Regions from separate parts of the Homo sapiens genome. Here region 1 is linked to region 2. The links are chromatin contacts, found by POLR2A ChIA-PET in ENCODE. All regions are on one chromosome and are shown on one strand. The core of a region is the stretch at or near the end of the contact, and the rest is flanking DNA. Distances in the headings are between cores, read along the strand shown.

Evidence for each region. ChIA-PET counts read pairs that join two places held with the same protein, here RNA polymerase II (POLR2A).
Region 1: POLR2A ChIA-PET joins it to region 2 with 11 read pairs in Panc1. The contact joins two enhancer-like sites. POLR2A ChIA-PET finds 5 or more read pairs at or near these places in 5 of 52 experiments (HepG2, Panc1, activated CD8-positive, alpha-beta T cell and 2 more).

What each region holds. Positions count from the first base shown.
Region 1 is chr1:212,254,806-212,260,245 of GRCh38, reverse strand. All of the region lies in intron 1 of LINC02608 (long intergenic non-protein coding RNA 2608), which reads left to right. Among named protein-coding and RNA genes, the nearest start is that of LINC02608, 27 kb to the left of the region's middle. RefSeq lists enhancers at 578-747, 3,775-3,954, 3,568-4,069. Within about 2 kb of position 4,190, at least 9 of the 41 ENCODE cell types and tissues checked have a DNase peak (open chromatin) inside an H3K27ac peak, as active enhancers do.
Region 2 is chr1:212,123,857-212,129,645 of GRCh38, reverse strand. No RefSeq gene overlaps it. Among named protein-coding and RNA genes, the nearest start is that of MIR3122, 49 kb to the right of the region's middle. RefSeq lists an enhancer at 2,770-3,271. Within about 2 kb of position 4,270, at least 3 of the 41 ENCODE cell types and tissues checked have a DNase peak (open chromatin) inside an H3K27ac peak, as active enhancers do.

The sequences.
Region 1 (5,440 bases), core at 2,941-5,440, 130 kb before region 2:
AGTCACAGATTGTTCTGGGCTAACATCAAGATTATGAGACCTGGCGAGGTAGCTCATGCCTGTAATTCCAGCAATTTGGGAGGCTAAGGCAGGAGGATTGCTTGAGCCCAGGAGTTCAAGATCAGCCTGGGCAATATGGTGAGAACCCATCTCTACAAAGAATGAAAATATTAGCTAGGTGTGGTGGTACATGCCTATAGTCCTGGGTACTCAGGAGGCTAGGGTGGGAGGATCACCTGAGCTCAGGAGGTCAAGGCTGCAGTGAGCTGTGATTATGCCACTGCACTCCAGCCTGGGCAACAGAGCAAGACCTTGTCTCAAAAAAAAAAAAAAATTATGACTATGCTGACTCAGGAGTCTACCATTTTCCTGAGATTTTGGACTGGCAGGTAAAAGATATTTGTAAGACTTTGGATGGCATCTTCCTAACAAATCACTTCTCGGTCTCCTGGGTAACTTTAGAGGGCACTTTGGAGTTAATTCGAGGCCGTTTTAAGTGCCACACCAGGCCTGCTGATGTTCCTTAGTGGAAGTAGAATTAGGCTGACTTTCCCAGCATTTTTGATATGTGTTGAGTAGTACAAGGGGCATGAGGAAAAGGAAATGTTGGAGATAGCAGGCTTGCTGGGAGAAAGGGTAGACATTGAGGAGGGGTGTTGTACTTATTTACCATAAAAGCTGTTCTATCTTCTCACCCTATATCCATGACTACAACTCAGGATTAAATGCTAACACTAGTATTTCCTTGCTTAAAACCTTTCATCTGAACAATGCTTCCCACTGCATCCTTGGTCTGACATTTAAATTCAAATTTGGTTCTGCCTGTATCTTCAAAATCATTTCTCAACACTCCCTGTCACTAAACACTGCTTACAGTTCCCAGTGAGGTGGGAACTCTCTTTTATGCCTTTGCCCAGATTGAGCTCTAAGATTGCCTTTTTCCCACCTTCTTTACCATCTATTTTCTATGTGTTCTTCAAGATAACTCAGGTACCACCATCCTTGACACTGTCCTGAGCTCAATCTCCCCCCTCTGTTACCTCTGAGCACCCCAGGCAGATCTCTATCATAGTCACAGGATACTGTAATCATCTCTTTGCTTTTTTGTCCCCAACTAGACTGGATCATAGACTCTTTGAAGGTAAAACTATTTATTAAGCATCATTATATTTCTGTGACTTGTACAATGCCAGTCACTTGTAGACACTCAATAAATGTTGATGAATTAATTAATTTGGTATAGATTGGGGGTAGAACCATCCCAACCAACTGGCATTGCACAATGCCATAGACTAGAGCTGGCCTCATCTCCAGTTCTCTCCTGGGCACAGGCCTGGAGCTCCACTGGCACCCTAGGAGCTCGGTCCTGTGTCTACACACAGACTCACATTATTCTCTCCATCTAGACTTGGAATCTTCAGCTCCAAGCTCCATGCTCTCCCTCTTTCCTCTTTTGGAAATTTGTTTTTCCTTCTTTCTTTTTCTTTCTTTTTTTGAGATGGAGTTTCGCTCTTGTTGCCCAGGCTGCACTGCAATGGCACAATCTCGGCTCACCGCAACCTCCGCCTCCTGAGTTCAAGCGATTTTCCTGCCTCAGCCTCCTGAGTAGCTGGGATTACAGGCATGTGCCACCACGCCTGGCTAATTTTGTATTTTTAGTAGAGGTGGGGTTTCTCCATGTTGGTCAGGCTGGTCTCGAACTCCCGACTTCAGTTGGTCCACCCGCCTCGGCCTCCCAAAGTGCTGGGATTACAGGCGTGAGCCACCGCGCCCAGCCAGATATTTGTTTCTTGTTTAAATCCACTTGGTTCTTTTCGCTTTGTCTCTCTGCCCTCCCACCATTACGTACACAATGTTTTGGTTGCATGTTTCTGTCTGTTTTTGCATGCATGCATGTGTGCTCTGTCTCCTCCAAAGTTCAGGCCAAAGTTCACAGACGGCCATGGCTCTCCACCAAGCCCACTGCAGTGCTGTGTACACAGTGGAGGTTGCCTCCTTCATTGGCCCAGAGCCTGTTTGGGATCATTCACAATCCCTACAGTCTGCAGCCATCTCTACAAGAGGCCAGTTTGTATAGCTTTTCCTCATAGTATTCATTTCCACAGTGTTCTGTGTCCTGTACTGGATCTGTGCTGAGTTACTGAACATTAAGATTTTGCTTTTGTCTCAGAGACACCTGATGAGAACGTTGTGTGTCGTGACCTCAACCAGCTCAAAACAATTAAAATGTGATATCTCAACTGGATTGGAACACTTCTACCATTTCCCAGTAATACCTTTTGGGAGAGAAGGAGTAAATTTGGAGCTTGTCCTTTCAGGGATTGGGATTCACTGAGATACCAGGTCTCTTCTATTGCAAATAGAAAACAGTTTTTATATAAGGGTTGTAACTCTTGCCCATCCATCTGCAGAGTACATGCTTTTATGGGTTATTTATTTAAAAAAATTAAAGAGTTGTGTTAAACCATTTTTTTGTTGTTGTTGTTTTGAGACAGGGTCTTGTTCTGTCACCCAGGCTGGAGTGCAGTGGCACAATCTTGGCTCACTGCAGCCTCGACCTCCTAGGCGCAAGTGATCTTCCTACCTCGGTCTCCTGAGTAGCTGGGACTATAGGTGCACACCACCATCCCCAGCTAATTGTTTTTAAAAGTATTTTTTGCAGAGATGGAGTCTCACTATGTTGCCCAGGCTGGTCTCAAACTCCTGGGCTCATGCATTCCCCCTATCTCAGCCTCCCAAAGGCTGGGATTGCAGGCATGAGCCACCACGCCCGGCCTAAACCATTTTTATTCTCATCCAATGGTCTGAAGTTGAGAACCGTTGGTCAAAGTTAGGAGTGCTGCCTGTGACACTGGAGTGGATGGAAGTTCACTGGCCCACAAAGGAATCAGATTCGTGACCTTGGCCCTATTACCACTAAACCAACTAGGATATTAGCCCAGAGGCCTGGCAAAGATAGAGCTTGGCCACAACTCCCTTGAGAAAGAGCAGGCTACTCTGCAGATGACCATTTCTAGATCCCCATGGTTTCTGGGCAGTCTGACCCCAGATCCCCAGTGACCAGCTTCCCCTCACCCCAGATGGCTTCCTGTTTGAATGGTCTTCCTACTTCATTAGGTGGGAATAAGTCAAGATAAATGCCACTCAAGCCTATGTCAAGATGGTTAAGAGGAGGGGGCTGGGAACTAGGCACATCTGAATCTGCATCCCAGTGCTGCCGCTTGGTGCTACCTGGTCTTGGGCAAGTTGCTTAACCTCTCTAAACCTTATTTCCTCATGTTTAAAAAGGGTATTGTGATAGCTGCTACTTCATGTGTTTGCGGGGTGATTAAAGGAGAAAAGGCATGTAATGTGTGGAGCACTATGCTTGGAAGACAGTAGGTACTCACTTGGTGGTAGCTCTTCTTCATACATTCATAATATTGTAAATAGTGATAATAAGAAGCCATATTGAAAGTGATTACAACAAGACAGGGCCATGTTGGCCGTGCTCTCAGGACACAACCCCAGTCACTCCTGCCTGCCTTCTCCCAAGGTGACCCAGTTAGACAGTGCCAGCTTTGTTGGGGGCTGCTGAGTGAAGTGAGAATCCTGGCCTGCATCAGGCTGCCTGGGCATGACCCCTGAGCTAGCAGCCATGGGAGGGGAGCAGAAGGGGCAGGGGAGAAAGAGTGTGCTAGTGGGAGGGCTGGGACTTTGAGGAGGAAGTGGGTTTGTGGTAGGGACAGGGTGGGGTAAAGAAGAGGGATGGGCAGAGCTTGAGAGATTTTTAGCAGGAAGGAAGGCAGTTGAGCAAAAAAAGAAAAAAAAAATCCCTTTGTGTCTTATTGGCCTCTTGCTGTCATTTGCTGAAAATGAGGACTCAGATAAACCAATGCAAATCTTCTCGGGTATCACAAAACTCAGGCCTCTCTCTTTTTGTGTCTTTTGTGGGGCATGAGAGAGGTACGGTCTCATCATTGTCCTATCTGCAGCTCCAAAAAAGAAAAAACGGGCTGTGTTTTTCAGATGGTCAGACCATCAGACCAAGATTTAACATGCCTTTTTCAGCCTAAAAGTCTTCTTGCACAACCTGGTGTTATTTCCACAGGCAACTGAAGTAACTCTGCTCTTGAAATCCTGCCCCATGTGACTTTTTCTTGTTTGTTAGCCCAGTAACTAAATAGTCATGACAGGAAGAGAATCCCCCTGTTCTGTGAGGCAGGGACCTGGGAGGTCAGCAGCACCCTGTGGACATCTCCAGGGAGGGCACGTTATATCCTGTGTACTTGGGACAGGGGAAATAGAGCTGGTCCCCACTCTCGGGGGCCTAGCTTAATGCTCCGTGTCGTTCTTCAGCCACACAGTTATCCAACCGAGAGGCAGCTCGGTGTAAACAGAATGACTCTAGAGCCATGCCCCATGGAACACTGGGCAGGTTCTCCTATCACAACAGGAAGCAAAGTCACAGGAGAGCAGGATGTCAAAAGCGAGGTTTCTTCAGCACCTGTGGAGACACCAACTTGTCTCCTCACCCTCCCCCATAGTTCCATCTTGGCTAGACCACTCACTTTCCCAGATTCATTTTCAGACCTTCATCCTCAAACTTCAATCAGGTTTTATATGGGAAAGGGGCCGGGGTGAACGATTTCATCCCAGTGGATCTATTTGATTCTGAGTCTCCTCATCTCACCCCTGAAATAGCCTATTGTTTGGAACAATCTGTTGTTTGAAATATCTCAGCTTGGTTGTTCTGTTTCCACCCATTTTGCACGTTCAAAATCAACCCCTAATCCTCATCTCCCAAATCATCTCAGTTTCCTTATTTCCATTAAACAGGACAGCCATTTATCCCATTGTTCAAGTACTACTTTGCCTCACCCATACTAGCTTCATAAATGGTCACCAGCAGATTCTGCTGATTCTTGATTCATCTGAAATGTCTCTTGTCACTGTCACTTCTGTACAATGCAAGCTTTTATCCCTTCCTCATGCCTGGACCTGGGTAACAGCCCCTTACCAGACCTCTCGGACTCACGCCAGCATTATCCACATTAATCTGCCTGGAACACAGGTTGCATCACTCTCTTTGCACAGAAGCCTCATCACTGGCTTCAGTACAAGGTCCAGCCGGGTGCCCAGCCTGGCATTCCCCACATTCCTCTCCATTCTGGCCACCAACTTCCCCAGGCAATCTCCCACCTCCCCAAAAGATACCCACACTCCTGCCATGCTGTTTTAATACCGCACCCTACCTGGTATGGGAGATGGTAACACAGGAAGGGAGAGAGGGAGGGAGGGAGGAAGGGAGGAAGGAAATGCACACTTCCATCTCCCCCGCAAATCTTTCTGTAGTGGTTCTAGTCTTTGCTACTACACCCTCGTCTGAACTCCACCATCAGTGTCTACGCCATTCATTAAAAAACAGACAAGCTACAGATGATGTGCAAGTGTGTTAAAA
Region 2 (5,789 bases), core at 3,021-5,520:
AAGTTATGACAAATCCATAGTATGCACTTAGTAAAATAATTTTGCAGATATGGGAGATGTTTGTAATATGTTGCAGATTTAAACTTTTTTTTTAACGAGATGAGGTCTTACTGTCACCCAGGCTAGAGTACAGTGGCACAATCATAGCTCACTGCAGCCTCAAACTGGGGCTCAAGTGATCCTACCACCTCAGCCTTCTGAGAAGCTGGGACTACAGGTGTGTGCCACCATGCCTGGCTAATTAAAAATATTTCTTTTTGTAGAGACAGGAGCGTCTCACTACATTGCCCAGTTTAGTCTCAAACATCCGGCCTCAAGCGATCCTCCCACCTAAGCCTCCCCAAGTGCTGGGGCTGGGATTACAGGCGTGAGCCACCACGCTTGGCAGATTTAAACATTTTAATGGAGCAGTACAGTGTGGTGTTCAAGAGCACTTTAGCATAAACAGACTTGAGAATGCCATGACTTGAACTCTAACAATTAATGACTAGGTAGAGAAAATGAACCTGCAAATGAGACTGAGCAAGAGTGGGCAAAGACATAGGAATTAAGCAGGAAGAGTGTTTCATCATAGAAGACAAGGAAAGTTTTTTTTTTCTTTAAATAAGAAAGACCAAATGGTCAATCATTCAACAGTGTCAAATGATGAAGAGCCAAGATGAGGCCTGAAAGGTGACCACTGTATGAAACAACACGAATGTCACTGATGACTGTTGCAAGAGCTGTTCCAGTAGAATAATGAGAGCAAAAGTCAGATTGGAGCGGGTTGAGGGGTGAACGGGAGGTGAGAAATGGAACTAGAGAGTGTAGAACTATTTTGAGGAATTAGAGTGTGTAGAGGCAGAGGATTTTTTTTTTTTTTTTACAGGGATATCAGCTCCTTTAAATAACCATGAGATGGATCCAACAGAGAGGGAATGATGAAATGCACAAGAGAGGAACTGGGTAATTTAGAGAGAAGGTTGATGAAAAGGTGGGAGAAAATGGGATGTAAAACACAAGTGGTGGAGCTGCTCTTGATTAGACAGTCAGAAGAGAAACTCTTCAATTGCAACAGGAGGCAAGAAGGAGGGGTGCAGGTGTGGGTGGGTTTAAGCATTTGGTAACACAAGGAAGAACTCAAAGATTATGACATCGGTGGAGAGTGGGGGGTGGGGGAGTGTCAGAGGTATCGGGAGAGTGCAGAAGGTTTGAAATAGTTGATTATAGTAGGAATAGTGAGCTATAGTACTAGATTTTCAGAGCACAGTAGTCATATTTTCGAGCATCCTTTGGTCCCATGTGGAATTGGAGATTCTGAATTATAGAGAAACCCATCTGCCTTATGGTGACTTTCTCTGGTAGTATTTCGTTGCCTTAGGCCAGGCATGGTGGCTCATGCCTGTAATCCCAGCACTTTGGGAGGCCGAGGCAGGTGGATCACTTGATGTCAGGAGTTCAAGACCAGCCTGGCCAACATGGTGAAACCTCCGTCTCTACTAAAAATACAAAAATCAGCCAGGTGTGGTGGTGCACGCCTGTAATCACAGCTACTTAGCAGGCTGAGTCAAGAGAATTGCTTGAACCTGGGAGGTGGAGGTTGCAGTGAGTTGAGGTCGCGCCACTGCACTCCAGCCTGGATGACAGAGCGAGACTATCTGAAAAAAAAAAAAAAAAAAAAAAAAAAAAGTATTTGGAAGCTGGGTGCGGTGACTCACGCCTGTAATCCCAGCACTTTGTGAGGCCGAGGCGGGTGGATCATCTGAGGTCGGGAGTTCGAGACCAAGCCTGACCAACACGGGGAAACCCTGTCCCTACTAAAAATACAAAAAATTAGCCAGGCATGATGGTGCATGCTTGTAATCCCAGCTACTCAGGTGGCTGAGGCAGGAGAATCGCTTGAACCGGGAGGCAGAGGTTGTGGTGAGCTGCTGAGATCGCGCCATTGCATTCCAGCCTGGGCAACAAGAGCAAAACTCCGTCTCAAAAAAAAAAAAAAAAAAGTATTTGGTTGCAGGAAAGAAGGAAGAAATTAGTTTCCTTCATCTGGGGGTGGGATTTAGCCAGAGAGGAGAGAGAATTTCCCTGCACTGCTTCAAGGCCTGGGTAGACAGATAGAGAGAGCCAGCCGCTCAGCTCTTCTGTGGAAGCACAGCCAGAGGGAAGTGGGAGAGAGCGGTTCTCCATCCCCATGAAAGGAGGTTCCCTGCAGTTCACCTTCTAACTTCCTGTCCCTGGGAGAGCCCGCCCTTTGTTAAGCCTGACAGATTCCCCATGCAGAGCTCAGTACCCCCATATGCTGTTTGCTGTTTTTGCAGGCCTGTCAGGAACAATCCTTTTCAGCCTTCAGAAAGGTCTTTTTTCTTGATCCATACTGTGCTTGGGAATGCACGGGAGGGCCAGGGGTGACCCCCTGAGGAAGGTCACTATTAATGTCTAGTGAGGACAAAACAGCCTTCTTTAATTCTCCCAGCTCACATGATACTCCAATACAGCCCATAAGAAGCAATGGGACTTCTCTTTCCTATGGCCCTTGGCTTCTGCGGGAAGCAAAATAGAATGGAGACACTTATTTTCCTCAGCTCTGTATTTTTTACCCAAAGAGACACAGGGCAGCCAAGTTTGAATTTGTGAATGTGTGGCCTGGCGCGGTGGCTCATGCCTGTAATCCCAGCACTTTGGGAGGCCGAGGTGGGCGGATCACGAGGTCAGGAGATTGAGACTATCCTGGCTAACACGGTGAAACCCCGTCTCTACGAAAAATACAAAAAAATTAGCCGGGCATGGTGGCGGGCGCCTGTAGACCCAGCTACTCAGGAGGCTGAGGCAGGAGAATGGCGTGAACCCAGGAGGTGGAGGGTGCAGTGAGCTGAGATCGTGCCACTGCACTCCAGCCTGGGCGACAGAGCAAGACTCCGTCTCAAAAAAAAAAAAAAAAAACAAACAAAGAATTTGTGAATATGCGACATTCCAAACCTGGTCTCTGGGCCAGAGCTGGTGCTTGGAAGGGAAAGGCTTGGGGAGAAGGATGGAAGGAGTGGTGGCATCAGGTTCCAGCTCAGCCACAGGTTCCAGCCATGCCTCTACTGCTTGGGAGACAGAGGAGTGAGGGCGAACATGGGAGGGTGGCTCTGCTGGAGGGTGGACACTGTTCTCCAAGCAGTCTGGCCTTGGGGAAGGAGCCAGTCACCCCCACTCCCACTTGGACATACACACCCCAACCAGGGAAAGGCTGCCCTATGCATCCTGCATGCCTCTGTTACCTCTGGCCAGGGGCAACCCCATTTAATAAGAAGTCACTGGCCAACTGACAAGGATGGGAAGGTGACTTGTCATCTCTGGGCCCGTTCCTCATTTACAACCTGAAAGTTGAATGGGGTAATTTCTTTCTTTTTTTTTTTTTTTGAGATGGAGTCTCGCTCTGTCACCCAGGCTGGAGTGCAGTGGCGCGATCTCGGCTCACTGCAAGCTCCACCTCCTGGGGTTCATGCCATTCTCCTGCCTCAGCCTCCCGAGTAGCTGGGACTACAGGCACCTGCCACCACACCTGGCTGATTTTTTGTATTTTTTTCAGTAGAGACGGGGTTTCACCGTGTTGGCCAGGATGGTCTCGATCTCCTGACCTCGTGATCTGCCCGCCTAGGCCTCCCAAAGTGCTGCGATTACAGGCGTGAGCCACCGCGCCCGGCCGAACAGGGTAATTTCTAAGGCTCCTTTACTTCTGGCTATTAGTCTCTGGTTGGTCTGAAATGACACTGGGTTTAAATTATTTTACAGTCTTTGGATATCAAGGTCTTCACATGATTCGGTTGATAAGTACAGAGTTCTGGCAATGGTCCCAGGGCTATGGGGAAGAGAATGATTTGGGAGGGCTCTGCCTTGAAGAAAGGCCCTGATTCTATTTTGCAGGCCTCAGTTTCCTCAACTGTAAAATGAGACTCTGAAGTCTAGAAGATCTTTGAGATCCAGTTGTGGTTCTCTATGCTGAATCTCTGTCTTCATGCAATTTGGATTCCCAATAAATACATATTTCCTGAGCTATTTGCTTGGCATGTGTGCAGTACTATAGTGGAACACGGTCCCTGTCCTTAAGGAGCTCACAATATATTTTTAAAAACAGTAAGCCACATACATAGGAAAAACTAGCGTAATCCACATCCAAACGAATAATAGAGACACCAGAGGATGGCTGTCTCTGGGCATATTGCAGGCTGGAGGAAAGCAGGCAGAGGCTGTGACTAGAGCTTGCTCACCCCATGACTTCCTGCTAACTCGGCTCTCAGAGGGGTGTGGTGGAACCAGACTGCCTAGGTTCAGTCCTGTCTTCACCGCTTGCAAGCTTTAGGGAAGTTACTCAACCTCTCTAAGCCTCAGTTTCCTGATCTTTAGGATGGGGATAATAAAAGTATTGCCTTGCATCTTTGTTGTAAAGATAAAGTGAAATTATCCATGTAAAGTATTTAGCATAGTGCCTAAGACATAGGTGGTGCTCTATAATGATCCCTTCCCACCCTGACCCGCCAGGAAGCCCAGCTGTGGGAATGACTCCAGATTAGGGAGGGTTCAGTACAGCTGGCCAAGTCCAGTATGACCCTGGCTTAGTGCCAGATCACTCAATTCAAAGTCTAAGTCCATGTCTAGGTAGGACTGGGCATCCTACCTAGAGCATACCATTGTCGTCCTGGTCTACAGGTAATCCCTGCTTTTCCAGGAGAAAAATCTAGATGCAGATGGAGTCAGGGCAGGATGAGGACTACGTGCAAATCAAGGAGTGTCAGGGGCTGGGCGCGGTGGCTCAGGCCTGTAATTGAAGCATTTTGGGAGGTGGATGTATTAGTCAGGGTTCTCTAAAGGGACAGAACTAATGGGATACAGAGATATATAAAGGGGAGTTTATTAAGTATTAACTCACACGATCACAAGGTCCCACAATAGGCTGTCTACAAGCTAACGAGCAAGGAGAGCTAGTCTGAGTCCGAAAGCTGAAGAACTTTGAGACCAATGTTCGAGGGCAGGAAGCATGCAGCATGGGAGAAAGATGCACGCTGGGAGGCTAGGCCAAGTCTAGTCTTCTCATGCTTTTCTTCCTGCTTTATATTCCAGCCATGCTGGCAGCTGATTAGATGGTTCCCACCCAAATTAAGGGTGGATCTGCTTTTCCCAGCCCACTGACCCAAATGCTTTTTTTTTTTTTTTTTTTGAGATGGAGTCTCGCTCTGTTGCCCAGGCTGGAGTGCAGTGGTGAGATCTCAGCTCACTGCAAGCTCCGCCTCCCGGGTTCACGCCATTCTCCTGCCTCAGCCTCCCGAGTAGCTGGGACTACAGGCGCCTGCCACTATGCCTGGCTAATTTTTTGTATTTTTAGTAGAGACGGGGTTTCACCGCTTGAGCCAGGATGGCCTCAATCTCCTGACCTTGTGATCTGCCTGCCTCGGCCTCCCAAAGTGCTGGGATTACAGGTGTGAGCCAACTCGCCCAGCCCTGACCCAAATGTTAATCTCCTTTGGCAACACCCTCACAGACACACCCAGGATCAATACTTTGCATCCTTCAATCCAATCAAGTTGACACTCAGTATTAACCATCACAGCGGAAGCAAGAGGATCACTTGAGGCCAGGAGTTTGAGACTAACTTGGGCAACAAAGAGAGCCCCCGAGACCTTGTCTCTGCAAAAAATAAAAAAAATCAGTTGGCCATGGTGCCCTGAGGAACATAGCAAGACCCCACGTCTACCAAAAAAAAAAAAAAAATAGCTGGGTGCATTGGCATGTGTCTATAGTTCTATTCTCTTCTCTCTCTTTTTTTTTTC